Regions from separate parts of the Homo sapiens genome. Here all the other regions are linked to region 2. The links are chromatin contacts, found by Hi-C or POLR2A ChIA-PET in ENCODE. All regions are on one chromosome and are shown on one strand. The core of a region is the stretch at or near the end of the contact, and the rest is flanking DNA. Distances in the headings are between cores, read along the strand shown.

Region 1 (3,341 bases), core at 214-2,713, 37 kb after region 2:
TTCCTAGTTTGAGAATGTAGGCCAGACAGGCCTGAGGACAGCGTTCAGATGGGCAGAGCTGAGAGGGGCTGCACGGTCAGCCTCTGAACCTCTGTCAGATCAAGACCTGCCTGCACCTGCGGATGGGGAGGGAGGATGCAGAACAACTAGTGCTCAAGGAAAGGCTAAAGGATTTCTTGGTGGGCTTAGTCTCACAGGAAATGATAACCTCTACTGAATGAGTGCTGTTCGAGGTTTACCTTGTGTATGCATGGAGCAGAAGGAGGCAGAGTGACTTTGAGGAGCTCAGGGCCTGAGGTGGGGAGAGAGAGACTTGGGACAGACAGTGAAGTGACCACGAGGAAGGCACTGCCTCTGAGGTTTGAGGAGGTCTGTGCTGAGGGCTGAAGGCTAAGAAATGCGACAGGGGTGTCAGAAAAGGCTTCCTAAAGGAGTTGGACTTTGATCAGGGTTTTGAAGGATGCATAGAAGTTTTCCAGGCAGAAAGATGGGGAGTGCATCTCAGACAGAAGAACAACATGAAGCAAATGAACAAAATTGTGACAAAACATGATCAAGAACAACAGGAGCCAAGAGAGACCCCGTGATTTGAAATGCATGAAGTGTGTGGTTTGGTTACATAGTAGAGATCAGGTCTCTGTCTAGACTGATGATACAAAAAGTGATTATGGAACTTTCACTATTAGGTGTTACTCTCATTTTACAGATGAGAAGGACTAAGGGCATTTCAGTGTCTTTCCTGTTGTCACACAATTAGTTAAGTGGTGGATGCAGATTTCAAGCCTTGAGTCTGTGGTCTTTCCACTGAGCTGCGCGGCTTCCCTGGAAGAAACGCTGAGGGTTGACGGCTTGACAAGGCAAGATTTAGTGTAGTGAAATGCAAAATGTGTTTCCTGAGTGGCTCTAGGGTTACCCTGCCTGAGGGTGGGAGGCTGGCAGATTAGTGAGATTTTCATACGGTTAGCACTGGAAAGCCGTTCCACATGATGTCATAGGGTATGTCAATTAACAAGCATGTTCCACTCAATAACTCTGGGAAACATTCAATTAGACCTTATAGATGATCCCTTCATGCAGGACTTCTCAGAGTCTGCGCCTGGCTGATATGCGCTGTGAGTTTCTAAAAGAATGCCTGGTAGCCCTGTCCCTACTAAAAATACAAAAATTAGCCAGGCATGGTGGTGTACGCCTGTAATCCCAGCTACTCAGGAGGCTGAGGCAGGAGAATTGCTTGAACCTGGGAGGCGGAGGTGTCAGTGAGCTGAGATCGCACCACTGCACTCCAGCCTGGGTGACAGAGCGAGACTCCGTCTCAAAAAAAAAAAAAAAAAAAAAGAATTCAAAGTACAGTGGTGGTTTTCAGTGTGTGGGCCAGAAGTTTCAAGGGTCCTTGAGACCCTTTCAGGAGGGTCAGTTAAGTCGACACTACTTTCAGAACAAGACTAAGGCATCATTTTACCCTTACTTTGTCACAAGCATACACTGGAATTTTCTAGAGCCTACATGATAGTGCAACAGGTTGAATTCAGAAGCAGAAGTGAAAATCCAGCTCTTAAGCGGAACACTGAGGAGTTGGACCAAAACGTGGGACAGTGCCACTCTTTTCACTGGTATTTTTGTTTTGGGAAATAGAGTCATTTTTCACAAAAATATGGTGTTAGCAGGGAGTAAATTTATTATTATTTTTAAGTGAACGATTGCATATTTTAAAAAATTTCCAGTTTAATTTTGATGATAGTAAATATTGATAGGCATAACCCACATAAACAAAAGCTCTTTGAAGATTTTGATTTTTTTTTTTGAGACATGGTCTTGCTCTGCTGCCCAGGCTGAAGTGCAGTGGCATAATCATGGCTCACTGCAGTCTTGACTTCCTAGACTCAAATGATCCTCCTGCCTCAGCCTCCTGAGTAGCTGGGACTATAGGTGCATAACACCACACCCGGCTAATTTATACATTTTTCTGTAGAGATGGGGTCTCGCTAAGTTGCCCAGGCTGGTCTCAAACTCCTGGACTCAAGCAGTCCTCCCGCCTTGACCTCCCAGGGTGCTGGGACTACAGGCAGGAGTCACTACATCTGGCCTACTCTTGATAATTTTTAAGGGTGCAAAGGGTTCCTGAAACCAACAAGTCTGGGGACCACTGGGTATGTAGTATTTCTTAAACTTATTTAATCCAGAACTTCCCTATCCACCCATTTTAGGTCAGATAGCAACTATGCATCTCTTGGCATAGTGTTCCATATGGGAAGCGTTGGAATAGATGATCTTTGGTGGAGTCTGTCAACCCTGAGTTTAAAATGTGGCTCTGTCATTTAGTAGCTGTGTGACTTTGGGCACATTACTTAACCTTCTGAGTCACAGTTTCCTCATCGGTGTGATGGTGATAATAGTATAGTATTAATGTTACCTACACTCTAGGTTTGTTAAGAAGATCACGTGTGATGATGAATGAAAGGCACTCAATACAAACTAGCACCCAATAAATACTACTACTAATAATATTTGAAACAATAATATCATGATATATGACTCTAGGTACATCTTCATTAAAGACAATAACAATAATAAAAGTCTGTGAGAAATAGAGGAAGGATTGACTCTGAATGGGAGTCAGGAAGACCATGGTAGTTAGAAGAGATGGCTTCTCTGGGGTCTGACCTTGATTCTCTCACAAAAGACCTGGAGGTGGCTTTCCCACAGCTGAACTAGTGGTTGGCAATGAGGGGGCCTCATGTCAGTCTGTGGCTTAGGCAGGATCTAAAATGAGATTTTTTTTTTTTTTTTTTTTTGAGACAGAGTCTCGCTCTGTCTCCCAGGCTGGAGTGCAGTAGCCCGATCTCGGCTCACTGCAACCTCCACCTCCAAGGTTCAAGCGATTCTCCTTCCTCAGGCTCCCAAGTAGCTGGGAGTACAGGCATGTGCCACCATGCCTGGATGATTTTTTTGTATTTTCAGTGGAGACGAGGTTTTACCATGTTGGCCAGGCTGGTCTTGAACTGGTGACCTTAAGTGATCCATCTGCCTTGGCCTCCCAAAGTGCTGAGATTATAGGCATGAGCCACCGCATCAGGCTGAGAAGCTTTTGTATTCTTGTGTGATCAGCCCCCAGTGCTGGTGGATACTGAAAGTATTTGTAGGCCCGGAGAGTATGGGACAGGCCCAGGCCTCCCTCAATAGCACTCTGTCAGATGCATCAAAAGGCAAGAAAACATTTTGTTTTTGTGGGCCACCTTTGTCCTGGACTGAGCAAATGTGTTGCCTCTCCCCTCACTGGCTGCTTCTGGATAACCACTTCTTTGGCCAATGGAGTGAAACCAAGAGACATGTTTGAGTGTGGT
Region 2 (3,730 bases), core at 154-2,653:
AGCTACTCGGGAGGCTGAGGCAGGAGAATCACTTGAACCTGGGAGGCAGAGGTTGCAGTGAGCTGAGATCATGCCATTGCACTCCAGCCTGGGCAACAAGAGCAAAACTCCGTCTCAAAAGAAAAAAAAAAGACATTTTATAAACCCAGGAGGATGAAATTGCAAAATCCTCAAAGCATGTTTCTCTCTCTTCCTGGCCATAGCAGTGGGGATAAGACAGGCAGAGAACAGGAGTGTGTCTATGTCCAGAGCTTTCTTCTAAAACGTTTCTGCACCACTCCTTCACAGCAAGACCACACAGAAAGAGAGAGGCACGAGGACTGAGGGATGTGCCCTCAGGTTACCTTGCATTTGGCGGGGTTCTAGGTTCTTGGGTTCAACTCCCAACTCTGTCTGCTTTTCTGTGTAGGGCAATGATCCCAGTAGAATTTTTTCAGTATTCAGAAGGAAGTGAACTTCCAGAGGTAAACAGAAAATAGCTTTTGGCTGCAAAAGATAGGAAGGATGTTCTGGCTTTGGGCTTCCAAGCCAGCCAGCACTGCTCCTGGGCCTCAGGGGGAGGGCAGGACATAGGCCTGGCCCCAGCAGCCAAAAGAAATGGCTCCTCCAGGGAGGGGCAGCTGGCATGCAACTCGGTGGCCACATGCGTCTGTGAGGCAGGACACTGCCTGGAGCTCATGTGGGCATTAAGACATGGGGAGAGTCACCTCCCTCCCCGGTGGTAGCAAGCTGTCTGCAGTGTGCGTCCTGAGTGATGCCTGCCCGGAAGGGCGAAGGACTCTGTTCGGGGAATTCGCTGTGTGTCTCTCAGGCTACGTCCCGGGTAAATGTGCCCGAGACCAATGGAGCATGAAGGTGAGGAAAGAGGAGGCAGAGCTGCCCAGGTAAATCAGAGGCCAGGGCTGTGCAGGATGGAGGGCACCAGGCGTGGGGGGCCTTAGTGGCCAGGAAGGCCTGCAAGGGAAAGGCCAGAAGCTGGAGGGCAAGAGTAAGGGGGGCAGGAGCAGGAAACGCAGGAGTGTCAGGTGGGTGCAAAAGCCTTGGCCCCGAGGTGGAGGGTCTTAGAAACCAGAAACAGGATATGAGAAAGGACGGAGGGGACGGGGCCTCTTTTCCCCCAGAAGGAACAATGGTCATTCTTTAATTGAAAGCTGCCATTCCCTGAGAGAGGAAAGGCCTCTCAGTGTGGGGGAGGGGGCCCAGGGACGGGAAGGAAGGGGCCCCAAGCCTGCCTGACCCAGAAGAAAGCAAGAGGCCTCTGGAATTGCATTTGGAACTCGATACGGCCTGTGAAAGGGACAGGCAAGCTTGCACTGATGGCTTTACCGAAGTGTGACTTTCCCAGGCGCCACAAACTTAGCCTCTGCCCCCACCCTCTGTGGCCTCCTCCAGGACTCTGGAGCTGCAGGCTGGGTCGGACGCCTCAAAGCCGTCCAGAGCAAGGGTCTCACAGGCTGCGTGGTTATGCGGTTCTGTAAGACTTGCCATCTACACACACGGGAAGAAGGATTTCCCAGAAAAAATAGAGGAAGCTGGCCAATACAATCAAACTCACACAAACCCCGCCTCTTCCCAAATAGACGCCTATCTCCAAAACAATCAAAACTGCCCCATTAAATAACACTTGTTCAGTACAAAGGAAGTACAGCATGATGGGAATCACACACCGCTTCCAAGTAAAACATTCCCAATTGTTAGGCATGTAACAATGAACAAAAAACTTAATGGCATTCGCACGGGAGAAGCACAGTGCTTGGGGCAGGCCCTGCAGGACCCTTGAGTGCCGGTCGTCCAGAGGGTCAGGGGTGGTTCTCCCCGGGTCGGCCCCTGGGAGAGGCGTGCTCATCACACACAGGTCCTCACCTGCTCTGCAGGCAGCGACCTGGGCATTTTCCATCTTACCTACCTCCGGTCTCGGCCCTTCGGCCCCCTCAGTGGGAGGCAGGCCGTTTACCCACTGCAATTGGTGGCACCGAAGACTTCATTTGGCAAGGAGAATGGTCACAGGGCCCAGGGCAGCTGAGAGGAGGGCACGTTCTTCAGTTCTGACCGGAAGGAGGGCTTGGGGGCCCTCAGTGACAGCAGTGTTGTCATTTGTATGGACCGACTGTCTATGTCCCTGCACCAACCCCAGTTCATATGTTGAGGCTCCAGCCCTCCATGTGACTGTGTTTGGAGATTGGAGCTTTACGGAGGTGGCTGAGGTTAAGCGAGGTCATCAGGGTGAGCCCTGATCCGATAGAGTTGGTGCCCTTCGACGCTCCTCTCTCTCTCCACCATGTGAGGACACGGGGAGAAGCAATTGGCTGCAGGCCAGGGGGAGCCCTCACCAGGGCCCCAATCAGCTGGCACCTTGATCTTGGGTCCCCCAGCCTCCAGACTGCGAGAAAGAAATTCCCGTTGTTTAAGCCACCCGGCTTGGGATAGATTTGTGATAGCAGCCTGTCTTAGTCCATTTTCTGTTACTTATGTTGAATTACCTGAAACTAGGTAATTTGTAAAGTAAAGGATTTATTTTTTACAGTTTAGAAGGCTGGGAAGTCCACGGTCAAGGGGGCACATCTGGTGAGAGCCTTCTCTGCAGCGCCCCACAGCAGAGCAGGGCTTCACACGGTGAGGGGGCCGAGCGGGCTTGCTCAGGTCTCTCTTCCGCTTCTCATAAAGCCACTGGTTCCCCTTCCATGATAACCCATGAACCCATTAATCCACAAATGGATTAATCCATTTATGAGGGCAGTGCTCTCATGACCCAATTACCTCTTAAAGTCCCCACCTCTCAATACTGTCATATTGGGGATTCAGTTTCAACATGAGTTTTGGAGGATATGTGCATTCAAACCATAGCACAGTCTTAGAAGACTAATACATCATCCAATGACAAATCTGAAAGCCAAAAAAAGACAGGAAGTCTCAGGGGACAAGAGGACCCTAAAGGCCATCTCAGGCGTCTGCCTCTCCATCCGGTGATGGCTGCCCTTCCAGGCCCCACCAAACATTCCCCTAGGGACCTGGCAAGCTAATTCGCTTGGCGTGTGTGTATGTGTGTCAAATTTTATGGGTTTTTCTTTTCTTTTCTTTTCTTTTTTTCTTTCTTTTTTTTTTTTTTTTTGCTGTAGTAGAGGAATAGAAGCCCACGGATGTCCACACCCTTCTTTATGCCTTCATTCTGTCTTTTTTTTAGAGACAGAGTCTTGCTGCGTTGCCCAGGCTGGGGTGCAGTGGCACGTCTTAGCTCACTGCAACCTCCACCTCCCAGGTTCAAGTGATTCTCCTGCCTCAGCCTCCTGAGTAGCTGGGATTACAGGCGCTCACCACCACCATGCCCAGCTCATTTTTGTATCTTCAGTAGAGATGGGGTTTCACCACGTTGACCAGGCTGGTCTTGAACTCCTGACCTCAGGTGATCCATCCGCCTCAGCCTCCCAAACTGCTGGGATTATAAGTGTGAGCTACCTCGCCCGGCCCATTCACTCTCTCTTTTTGTGGGGTACCCCTCATCTGTGGGCTAAAGTCAGGTGTGACCCTACCCCGGGTCACGTCATGTGCGACCCTGGGAATCTTCAGGCAGGCAGTAAACAGCAGGGAAGGGATAAATTCTTAATAAACTGAATCCTGTTTTTATGCAAATGTGCCTGCTATTACAGAATGAGAGTGCAAGAACTACAGAATATTTATGACAGAGAGAAGCAGGCCTGTTTGGAAACAGACGTTTTATTAGGTTCCCGTGAGG
Region 3 (3,454 bases), core at 306-2,805, 62 kb before region 2:
TACAGGGTCAAATTTCTCCCAGAAAATGTATAACACTAAACATCTACCAATAATAAGGAGAGTTCCCATTTCCACACTCTCTGGCCAACACTAGCCATTGACAATATTTAAAGTTTTGGCCAATCTGATAGGTTAAAACTGATGTTTTATTGTTGTATTGATTTGCCTTTCCTAGATCATTTTACTTTTGAATGGTACTGTTTATGGTTAAATAGAGGCAAAAATAATGACTTCATATGAGGATATCATTACTACATGAGGAACTAAGGCTGGCATGAAGGCAGACATATGTTATTCAGAGAGCCATGGTGCCAGGTGCCTAGCACAGAACAGTTTGATAACCATTTGAGGGTAATAATATTTTGTTGATTGATTGATTTATGGACTCACCGGTGACTACTTTCAGGAACTGGTTGAATGGCATCTAGAAGCCTGCATGGCTCTGGTCATAAAGGATGACAGGATGACATTTGCCTATAACTGCAAGGCCACTTGCAGGCAGAATGCACGTCCCATGTCTTGTTGATGTCTGTGCAAGATCCACCTGATCTAATCTACCTGACCTCCCTGGCTCAAGGGATCTTCTTGCTTCGGCCCCACAAGTAAATGGGACTAAAGGCATGTACCACCAAGCCTGGGTAATTTTTGTATTTTTAGTAGAGACGGGGTTTCACCATGTTGCCCAGGCTGGTCTCGAACTCCTGGACTCAAGCGATCTGCCTGCCTCGGCCTCCGTAAGTGCTGGGATTACAGGCGTGAGCCATGGCGCCTGGCCTCCCTTGGTCTCGAATGGGTCTCCCCATTTCTTTCCTTTCTGGGATAGGAAGATGACAGCTTCACTTCAGCCAATGTCACCAAGAATTTCTCTCCCTTCCGAGATTGGAAGGTGACAGCTTCATTTCAGCCAATGCAACCAAGAGAGGCTTCGGGAAAGTCAGAAGATGGCTAACGCTGCCTGTGACCTAGTGCAAGGGGGAACTGGAAGCCCCCAGGGACGATGGTGGAGAAACTGAGAACATGGGGTGGCAACTCTGCCCTGCCAGCCTCCGTGGTGGACTCTTGCCACGACGAACAGCCAGGGTGGGAGAGGCCCACTGCAGGGAGCTACTCCTTCCAGGCCTGGTGCGCAGTGGTTTCCTGCCTTGCTAAATGGCCGTTGCTCGGTGGTGATGATTCATGGCATTTGGAAAGTGTGGCTGTGTTCTGAACAGGGAAGTGAAAAATAACACAGCCAAGGTCAGTGCAGGACAGGATAGGGGCTGTTACAAAATGTGCAGTTTTACTCTGAAAAATGCAGGGGGTGGGGAGCCACAGTAAACTCGGTCCTGGTGGTTCACACCGCGTGCGTGGCGCCCTGCTTGCTCTCCTTTACAGCATCAACTTTTCCGAGTGTCAGTCACTAATTTGTCCCTTGGAAGCGGCTGCTGGTCTTGGCTGAGCGGCTGTGGGTAGGAGGAAGTGGATGCGTGATTCAGTGAGTGTCTGCTTCCTCTCTGACTCAGGATTGGATCTGTTTCTGAGGGTGGTGCCAGGGGGCACAGTGTGGCTTTAGCTAGATTCTTTGAACTTGGAGTCAAACCTGAGGCTCTGACCCCTTGTAGCCGCTGGCCCTCCCTTGACCCCTTTGGATGAGTGAGGGGGCTCAGCTGGACCCTATGACCTTGCTTCACATTGGGTAAGCCTTCTGACCTGAGGCCTTCCTGTGGTTTCAGCTGAGAGAGGCTAGTGACATAGAGAGCCGAGGCAAATCCTGGATCTGTGCCTGCCTCAAGAGCTCCCTCCTTTGTGGGAGTTGCATTTGGGGGAGCAGCATAGTTCTCAGGGGCTCCACCTAGGCAGGCGCTAGACTGATGGAGGAGGCAGTTGAAGGAGGAGGTAGTTTTCTTGTGGTCCCTTTGTCTATTTAGCCAATGATACGATAGGAGAGGGTCAGGTGGGGAGCTGAGACATTCCGAAGTGAAAAGTCAGGATTGGCTTTTTCTTCTAGAGCATGGAGTTTTCCAAGGATCTGTCACTAGTGTGCCGTCTGAACAGACATCGCTGCTGACACCTAAAACCTCTTCTAAGAAACACTCCAATTATTCAGATAATTGCTTGTGCCTAAGACTGTATAACCTAAGAGTCGGGTGCAGGCTTGATAAAGAATTGGAAGCCCTCTGCAAAACTGCTACAGGTGTTCTGTGTTCCGACGCCCTCCATCACCTTGGACAGGGGTTCTTCTTCCGGCCCAGTCTCTCCCATTTCCTCTTTTCTCCCTCCATCTCCTCCCATTTGCTTGGCCAGAGCAGAGGCTCGGCTGGTCTAGTTCAGGTAGGATGGCCAGCATCCAGTCACTGCCATATTCAACAAGGACTTGAGAGCTTCTAGAGAGAGAAATGCAAGTCAAACCAGCCTGGGCTTTTAAAAGGGGGCTTTGTGTGACCCTGGACACCTGCAACTGGGAGCCAACACTGCCACGTGCTCTCTCTTTTCTCACGCCTCAACTTCCTCTGAATACTGATCTAAATCTCTTTGCTAAGCTTCCTCTCTATGGCAGGTAATGTGCACGATGGCAGCTTTTGCTTATTGTACCTCATGACTTCACTGCCAGAAAGGGACAGAGAGGGGCCTTCACGGCCTTCACTGGGGCCAGGTGACCATCATTGGCTCAAACACTGCGGCTTGGGAAGAGCTGAACTGATGCCTGCTCACATCTGGACTCTGATTTGTGCTAGGGAGGGGGTACTTTCCAGAAGAAGGGGCCCCTGTCCTGGAAGACATACAATGGAGCCCACCACCGTGGTGCTGAGAGCTATTCCCAAGTCCTAGGGCGCAGTGGGCCCTCCTCCTTCGCCTCTGCTTCCCCTGCCTGGCAGTGAGGGGCATGGCCTGGGGGAGGGGTGACATCTGTCCACAGAGCCCATTGTTTTTTGGCTTGAAAATCCATAGGAAAATGGGGGTTTTTCTCAGCTCCCTTTTTTTGGAGTGGGGGCAGCAGCCGTGTGATTTTCTGAGTGGAATGCCTTGGAGGATCTAAGCGGTGAGTGAAGGAAGAACAAAAGAACCATTCTCAGAAGCATGGCAAAAATGAAACCAAATAAAAACCCCATAAAAATCCCTACCGGGGCAGAGGAAATACCAAGCCAGTGCTTTTGGAGTGCAGATTCTGTAATAAAGGAAAGATTCATGGATACGCTGTGCAACTTGCTTATGTTTGGACTGGAGGGAGAATGTGCAGGAACATGATATAAAAGAGTCATCCAAGAAAGGGAGGCATCGCTGTGTGCATTTGTGTTGTGTGTTGTTGCAATTCAGGAGTGGACTAAGGACTGGGGTTCATGGGGAGCCTGAAAGAGACACTGGACTGGTTCAAAGTTTGTGCACAGCTGCGGAGATCAGATGACTGTCAGCTGGGCCTGCCCCCTGCTGCCTCTGCTTGATTGCAGGAGGAACTCTGACCTTGATTTAGTCACCA

The links. Hi-C counts contacts between places; a loop is a spot of excess contacts on that map. ChIA-PET counts read pairs that join two places held with the same protein, here RNA polymerase II (POLR2A). Pooled maps may share reads with other maps.
Region 1: a loop to region 2 is called in a map of CD14-positive monocyte, with 2.9 times the contacts of the local background. The contact joins two enhancer-like sites. A Hi-C loop is called at or near these places in 10 of 168 maps with a recorded cell type or tissue (B cell, CD14-positive monocyte, GM12878 and 6 more), 34 of 37 single-sample maps with no recorded cell type and 19 of 50 pooled maps. POLR2A ChIA-PET finds 5 or more read pairs at or near these places in 12 of 52 experiments (AG04450, B cell, Caco-2 and 9 more).
Region 3: a map of endothelial cell of umbilical vein shows a loop between it and region 2 (4-fold over the local background). The contact joins the promoter of LINC03108 here to the enhancer-like site in region 2. A Hi-C loop is called at or near these places in 33 of 168 maps with a recorded cell type or tissue (B cell, GM12878, MCF 10A and 21 more), 32 of 37 single-sample maps with no recorded cell type and 34 of 50 pooled maps. POLR2A ChIA-PET finds 5 or more read pairs at or near these places in 25 of 52 experiments (AG04449, AG04450, CD4-positive, alpha-beta T cell and 19 more).

Annotation. Positions count from the first base shown.
Region 1 is chr1:234,879,658-234,882,998 of GRCh38, reverse strand. No RefSeq gene overlaps it. Among named protein-coding and RNA genes, the nearest start is that of LINC02971, 76 kb to the left of the region's middle. RefSeq lists an enhancer at 332-401 and a silencer at 785-921. Within about 2 kb of position 1,463, at least 4 of the 41 ENCODE cell types and tissues checked have a DNase peak (open chromatin) inside an H3K27ac peak, as active enhancers do; they include CD14-positive monocyte, where a contact is called at or near this core.
Region 2 is chr1:234,916,209-234,919,938 of GRCh38, reverse strand. No RefSeq gene overlaps it. Among named protein-coding and RNA genes, the nearest start is that of LINC02971, 39 kb to the left of the region's middle. RefSeq lists an enhancer at 1,564-2,243. Within about 2 kb of position 1,403, at least 21 of the 41 ENCODE cell types and tissues checked have a DNase peak (open chromatin) inside an H3K27ac peak, as active enhancers do; they include CD14-positive monocyte, ascending aorta, breast epithelium and 8 more, where a contact is called at or near this core.
Region 3 is chr1:234,978,877-234,982,330 of GRCh38, reverse strand. It overlaps LINC03108 (long intergenic non-protein coding RNA 3108), which reads left to right and starts at 1,555. Exons shown (of 2, transcript NR_186308.1): 1 at 1,555-1,675; 2 at 1,988-3,454. RefSeq lists an enhancer at 2,293-2,796.